2 separate regions of the Homo sapiens genome follow, and region 1 is linked to region 2. A link is a contact called in ENCODE Hi-C or POLR2A ChIA-PET data. All regions are on one chromosome and are shown on one strand. Each heading gives the region's core, a stretch centred on a gene start or an enhancer-like site at or near the end of the contact. The rest is flanking DNA. Distances are from core to core; before and after follow the strand shown. Region 1 has its middle 30 kb from the start of FGGY-DT. Region 2 holds the start of LINC01358 (long intergenic non-protein coding RNA 1358).

What was found. Hi-C counts contacts between places; a loop is a spot of excess contacts on that map. ChIA-PET counts read pairs that join two places held with the same protein, here RNA polymerase II (POLR2A). Pooled maps may share reads with other maps.
Region 1: a map with no recorded cell type shows a loop between it and region 2 (2.9-fold over the local background). The contact joins the enhancer-like site here to the promoter of LINC01358 in region 2. A Hi-C loop is called at or near these places in 1 of 168 maps with a recorded cell type or tissue (transverse colon), 5 of 37 single-sample maps with no recorded cell type and 2 of 50 pooled maps. POLR2A ChIA-PET finds 5 or more read pairs at or near these places in 1 of 52 experiments (H1).

The regions. Positions count from the first base shown.
Region 1 is chr1:59,264,863-59,268,435 of GRCh38, reverse strand. No RefSeq gene overlaps it. Among named protein-coding and RNA genes, the nearest start is that of FGGY-DT, 30 kb to the left of the region's middle. RefSeq lists an enhancer at 1,852-2,011. Within about 2 kb of position 1,800, at least 3 of the 41 ENCODE cell types and tissues checked have a DNase peak (open chromatin) inside an H3K27ac peak, as active enhancers do.
Region 2 is chr1:59,018,539-59,022,154 of GRCh38, reverse strand. LINC01358 (long intergenic non-protein coding RNA 1358) reads right to left here and starts at 1,679. Exons shown (of 3, transcript NR_110626.2): 1 at 1,532-1,679; 2 at 578-667. RefSeq lists enhancers at 1,808-1,917, 1,948-1,997.

The sequences.
Region 1 (3,573 bases), core at 551-3,050, 250 kb before region 2:
AATAAAAGTGTATTGGGTACTGATATGGTTTGGATATGTGTCTCCTCTAAATCTCATGTTGAAGTATGATCCCTGGTCTTGGAGGTGGGAGGTATTTGGGCCATAGGGGTGAATCCGTCAGGATGGTTTGGTGCCATTGTCACAGTAATGAATGAGTTCTCACTCTGAGTTCACCAAGATCTGATTGTTTAAAAGAGCGTGACACCTCCCCTTTCTCTCTTTCCTACCTCTCTACCCAGGAGATGTGCTGCTTTCCCCTTTGCCTTCTGCCATGACTGTAAGCTTCCTGGGGCCCTCATCACAGGCAGATGCTAGTACCAGGGTTCCTGTACAGCCTGCAGAACCATGAGCCAATTAACCTATTTTCTTTACAAATTACTAGAGTCTCAGATAGAGACTATAGAGGCTTTTATAGTAATGCAAAAATGGATTAATACAGGTACCATCTAAGTGACAGACTCCAGGAGGGTGGTACACAACAGAGCTCAGGGAAGGGAATGAGACTTGTAGAGTCACATTCGATGCTAGGAGCTGGGATTCAGTTGCTAAGTGAAAGAAAAAAAAGCAGAGGGTTATGAACTCACATTTAGAGCATTAGAAAAAGAGAAAGAGCCAGTAAGCCAGACAAAGGATAGAAGTCTAACTATAGTGGAGTACCTGATTAGGTGGATACAAAATAGATTTTTAAAAATAAACTGTCATTTCTTCTTTGTTCTGAGAAAAGTGCCTTCACTTGATGGCCCTTCTAAGTTGCAAACATAAGGCAGTGGGGACCCACAACTGGAAGGAATTCTGTAAGAATCATCTTCTATTGCTTAGACAGGCTGCCTGCCTTGCTATGCTGAGAGGATCACTTGGATAGAAGTAGGCAAATTTGCATAGAAACCCAAATGGTCCTGGGCATGAAAGACTTGAGATCTGGACTTTTCTTTGGATTCTCAAATTTATTACACTCTTTCCAATAATTACAGATGGCCCCAGCTGAAGTCTACTGGCACAAAGGACACAGAGGTTTCCTAACAGGATCTACCTATGAGGACATTTCTGAACTGATGATACAGGTTTAATACCAGCACTTAGATGGTCACAAAAGAAGATTCATTTCAACCACATATGTGGCCTGTGATTCTGCTGGTGGGCATGATTTGAGGATAGTTGGGAGCATCTGTGTGGAGCACCTTTGGCCAAGAATAACACTGGGAAAGTTGTATTGTCCTTATTTAAAAGATCTCCTGCACCTTTGAATGGGACTAAGCTGGATATCACTGAGGCAGAAAGTGAGAATGAAAATAACTAGAAAGGACCAGACTGTGATGATGACCTCATGTAATAGTGTCAGAAGCTAAAGTTACTGAAAATAGAGCCACTCATAGACAGACCAGACTCTCCTAACTTCCCTGTGAGGACTAAGAATAAAAATAAGATTCTAAGCCCCTCAACTGACTGAAAGGACCATTGTTTGGCCAAGTAAACCCCAGAGAAACCTTGAAAACTGAGTTTTTGGACATGACTTGGGATGGGAGGTCAGGCACACCTCATTATATGCCCTCCCTTGCTAACTGCCATTAGGGTTTCTTTTCTAAGGGCTAAGCAGAAACCAGCGCTTTTAAAAGACTCCATCACTGATAACCAACTGCATTACACTGCCCCTTATATTTGGCATGATAAGAGAACCATAGAGTGGTTCTGGCCAGTCTACGGAGAATGCGCAGTAAGGTTTTTCATATCCTCTTTTTCACCTTTTAATGTCAGAGGGCTGAAAATTCCACCCTCAGATCATGCAAACACAACCATTTCCTTTTTAACATGGGCTCCCTGGGGAAGCATGAAGCTTACTTGCTATGCACACACTTCTCCTTTCATAAGTATTTAGGACTCCTCCAACAGCTTATTAAATATGTGTATTTGGTCACTCTGCTCAGCATAAATTCCTGTTCCCGTTGCCTCTCTCTCAAGGTGCCTGTTTCTGGCTTCTGACCAGAGGCTACACTTCTCAGCCTGTCAGAGTGTCCACCCTGTAGGCTGCAACACTATGAAAAATAAAGCTCTCCTTTTAAAATTTATGAACCTTATCAGTCTTCTGATGACAGGGGTGTTACAAACAGTACTGGGCTTTTGGATTAAGAAAGCAATTTAAAAGGAGGAAGCAAAAAGAGAGGGGAGCCTGAGCTAAGCTCATCTTAATTTTAAATAATAATAATGTGACATTAATTGAACCCCAAGTTGGTAAAGCAGGTCATACAGTTATGAGGACAAAGAAAGCACACTTATAAAAATTTTGCTACCATTGTTTGAATACTCACTAAGCACATTACCTTGCACTGTTCCTGATACATAGAAGATGCTTAATATTTGGTAATCATGACTAATAACATTAATTAATATATTATTGGTTCTAGTGGTTAAAACACTAATTTCAACTTGGTGGCAAACACAATTCTGGTAAAATAATCAAGTAATAATGCCAACGGTCACCTGCTTTTTAAATCTTATTCTTTAAGTGAACTCTGATCAGTGCAAGAAGGGCTATTGTTTGAGATTAGGAAGGAAAGGTGCTGCAAAAGGCATCATCACAGCCGAGTTGTAAGTGCCGGCAATCCTTCCTGCAGCTGGGAACTTGACAGGAAAGCAGAGACTCACTCCTCACCCACTAGGATGGTTACTAACAAGGCCTGCCTCTGATTGGCAGTAGGACAGGCTTTGTTTGCGTATTTTTCACCCTCCACATACAGCCCAACCCTGGGGGACTCTGCCAAGGAAGAAAATAATTACTTATAGATAGGGACAACTTGGCAAATTTCCAGATTTTGGAGAGGCATCTTCATCTTTCTCTTCTTCCTTTTTCTCGTCTGCCTTTGCTGTCTGCTTCTCTTTCTCCTTTTTCTTCTCTACTTCTTTCCATCCTAAATTCAAATCCCACATATCCACATATTCTCATCTATGTGACCTTGGGAGCATTTCTACTCCCACAGATGTTCTACCGACAATGACTTTGTGGTTAAGTAGTTTGGAGAAACCCAGGATACCAAATACCCTTCCTAGAAATTCACACTGCAACGTACCCTGTCTATAGCTCTGAGAAATTCTGTGGTGAAGGCACCATTTAACCCTGTTCAACCTAGGGCCTAATCTTCTTTGTTCACAAATACAATAATATTTATTTTTTCATGATATTTATTAATATTCCTCAGCACTAGGGCTCCAAGGGCTTTGGATCAGGGCATTCCAAGAAGGGGGAATAAGTACAAAGGTACAGAAGTGTAAAATAATTTTGTTTGATGGGGATGTTGTGGTGGGCGTTCTGGGAGAAAAATATGAAAGAAATTTGTTATGGCTGTTGTGCATAGAAAAGAGGAGAGTGTAGACAAAGGTCTGTATCACCAGGAATTAGTTTGTGAGGCACCTAGAAATGTCAATCTCAAAGCAAGTACAGAAGGTGGGTGAAAGGTACATTATACTAGGTCATCATCAAGTTTCATATACTTCTCTTACATTAGGAAGGTGAACTAAAAGATTGTGGTGAATATGCCTGGAAGTGAAATTAAAGAGGAAACCTAAGTTGTAAACTAGGTA
Region 2 (3,616 bases), core at 430-2,929:
TCTTTTCCAGCCCCTTTCCCAATTAAAATATAAGCCCCATGGTGGCAGGGGTTAGCTTGTCTTTTTTGAGGCTGTGTCTGCAGCTTAGAGTAACGTCTGACACACAGTAGGTGCTCACTTATCATTCAGTGAAAGAGTAACCTCAAGCGGAGGCTATTACTATACCATTTTTTTTTTCGAGATTGGGTATCGCTCTGTCACCCACGCTGGAGTGGAGTAGCATGACCTTGTCTCACTGCAGCCTCCACCTCCCGAGCTTAAGCAATCCTCTCACCTCTGCCTCCCAGTTAGCTGTGTCCACGGGCACACCCAGCTATTTTTTTTTTTTTTGTATTTTTGGTAGAGATGGGGTTTTACCATGTTGCCCAGGCTGGTCTCAAACTCCTGAGTTCAAGCAATCCAACTGCTTCGGCCTCCCAAAGTGCTGGGATTACAGGCGTGAGCCACCTTGCCTGGCCTATAGCAGTTTTGGAGATGAGGAAGCTGAGGTTCATGACAAGGCCCATGTCGACAGATCTGAGATCCAAAGCCCTTTTCAAAGCCCAAGTCTCTTACAGGACGAGAGACTGCCACTTACCAAGCACAGTGGATACGTTGATAGAAATATGATGCTTCTACTTTAATCAGACTTTCTGATGTTTCTCTTTTTCCCTTGTCTGTTTTGAAACTGTAGACAAACAGGCATGTGAGTCTCTAATTCCAGAAAGTTTTATTTACTAGCATAATAATAAAAATAATAGCTTCAAAGTATGCTAAGAACTTTGTATACACTATTTCACTTAATCCCCACAACAAGCCTATTAGAAGGATAATTTAATCTCCTTTATACACATAGAAAAATAAAATTCAGGAAGATAAAATACCCTACCTAAGGTCAGTGGTATCAAAACAAGAATCAGAAGATACAAGCAGTAGCTGAATGTAGTGGCTCATGCCTATAATCCTAGCACTTTGGAAGGCTGAGATAGGAGGACTGCTTGAGACCAGAAGTTTGGGACCAGACTGGGCAACATAGTGAAACCCTGTTTCTACAGAAATTAAAAAAAAAAATTATCCAGAGGCATTGATGTGCACCTGTAGTCTTAGCTATTTGGGAGGCTGAGGCAGGAGGATGGCTTGAGCCCAGGAGTTCAGGGCTGCAGTGAGCTATGATTGCACCACTGCACTCCAGCCTGGGTGACAGAGTGAGACCCTGTCTCTAAAGAGAGAGAGAGAAAAAAAAATACAAATGGCTTAATTTGAGAAGTGAGTGATAAAAGACTAAGGAAACCAAGACTCAAACTCACATCTCTTTGCCTAACCACAGTGCTAGAGTAAACACTCCCTAAAGGCAGGCTCTGAACTGGGTACCAAGGATACGAAGACTCATTCCCTGACCTCAGCAAGCTCATGGTCTAGAAAAGGAGGACCCAATTTGGACAGGAAACAAACCAGGCACAAAACAAGGGGAAGAGGAGAATGGAGAAGGAGGCCTATGGGGACATGCTGGGCTCCTGCAACCTTAATGGTGGTAAATATAAAAGGGACTGACCTTCTAGTTTTTCAGTGTAACACCAGAGCTGTAGAGGGAGAAGGGCCACTAGGAGATTCCATTTCAGTGATGTAGCCAGCAGGAAAGCCCCCATAAGTGAGAGCCTGGAGAAGTATCTCCTACCCTGGACTGTGGCAGGAGGGAAAAAGAGCAGTCACTGTAGGGTGAATAGAGTGGTCCTTAGATTTAGTGTTTTACTTCCCCTCCCAGCCTTGAGCCAGCTGCTGTGACTCATGGCTCTTTGGCTGCAGGAAACCCGTTACAACCTAACTTTCTGCCTAGGTCAATTGGTTTTGGTTTCATTTTCTAGTCTGGAGTATGATCATGTTGTCTATTAAACTCAGAAATTTTCTTGACATTTTCAGTTTCATGCAGAATGAAAAAGAAGTGGTCTTGTGACAATGTGATCACCTTGCTGAATGTTCTAGAGCTAACCAGTGGGACAAGGGACAAGGGCTTCCTTATCAGGATGGAGTCTCGGTCTGTGAAGCCAGCAGTCCCAGTATTTGAAAAAAAAGTTGTCTCAGTCAGTGTTCTAGCAAAAAATGGATGGTACACTCAAACTGTGTAACTTGGAGGGAATTTAAGGAAAAGATCATTTACTTAGATGCAAAGGAAACTCTGGGGCTTATAACAGCAGGCAGTCATTACCTTCCCTATCTCTTAAAAGGCAAGAAGAGGGAGCAGTTCCTGGAACAAAAAGACGGGAGTTGTAGGGAGAGGGCTCCCCAAAAAGAGGCTGCCTTCATGAGAAGAAAGCAGCCAAGCCCTAGCAAAATCCTAAAAGGAGGGAGCAGGGAGAATAAATCCCCCATCCTCACTCTCCTGCCACTCCCTGCATCTCTTGCTGGTAACTTGCAAAGGCTGGGCACAATTGGGAGCTAGAAGGCAAGGGAGATCATTGATGGGGCCCATGCAGGTCGGCCTCCTAGGGTGCAGAGGTGGGTACAGAAGGGTAGGGAGATCTGGAGAGCCATGGAAACTCATGTAACATGTAACAATAGTTATGGCTGGTTGACAATAACTATACAAAGAGTGTCGATTGTGGTAGACAACTGCCATTGACTACTCAGGATACATCTGGCCCTTTCAAAGCACTTTTATGAACTAGCTCTTTTGATTCTCACAACAAGCCCTTAAGGTGGGCACTGTCCTGGACCCATTTTCCAGACAGGGAAACCAGGGATGAAAGAGGTTAAGCATTCGCTGGGAAATGAAGGAGTATGAACTCAAACCCAGATGGCTGTGGTTACAGATCCAGTGCTTGTTGTCCACTGGATGGGCCCATCTTACCCAAAATGATAACCGAGGAGCTAGGTCCTCAATCATTGCTGAAGGGTAGGGACATGAGTATGGCCTGGGGAACAAGAGGAAATAGTTCCATAAGCATTGTTTAGCATAAATGAGATCAAACAAACATGCTTCATTTAAAAGATGTTAAAATATCACCCAAGTGGGTGGGGGTGGGGAGACAGAACCAGAGAGAACGAGCGAGAGCGAGCATGCACCAACTGCACGTAGGATACGAGCCAAATGTCTAATTATAGCTGATAAGGCTCCTCCTGATCTGTGCCCTGCCTACTCATCTTTCCCTGTTCCCCGTGGGGCACTGTGTCCCAGCCAAAGGAAACTCTACTTAGTTCTCAAAATAGCCCTAGGTCTTCTGCCTGGGACAGTTCACCCCACCTTGTATTCGCCCACCTCAAATCCTATTTATCTATTGGGTCCTAGTTTTGGCCTTTCTCTTGCCTTTCTTCCTCTCTCCCTCCTTCCTTCCCCTAGCAAACACTTATCGGCATCGGGTGTGTGCAGATATAGTGGTCAGTGTTGCAGACCTGGGTCAATACTGGTCCCTGCCTTTATGGAGTTTCCACGAGGAAATCTTCCCTCCACGCCCAAGTGTAGGCTGGGGAGTCCTCCTTTGTGTTTTTGCGGCCTCTCTTACTCTGTTGTCTATCACCTGGTTTCGTGCCTGTCTCCTCTCTCAGACCATAGACTCATGAGGTTGGGACTCTGTCTGATTCTGTGGGTGTTCATTTCCTATCACTCCTGTAACAAATTACCACAACTTCACAGCCTAAAACA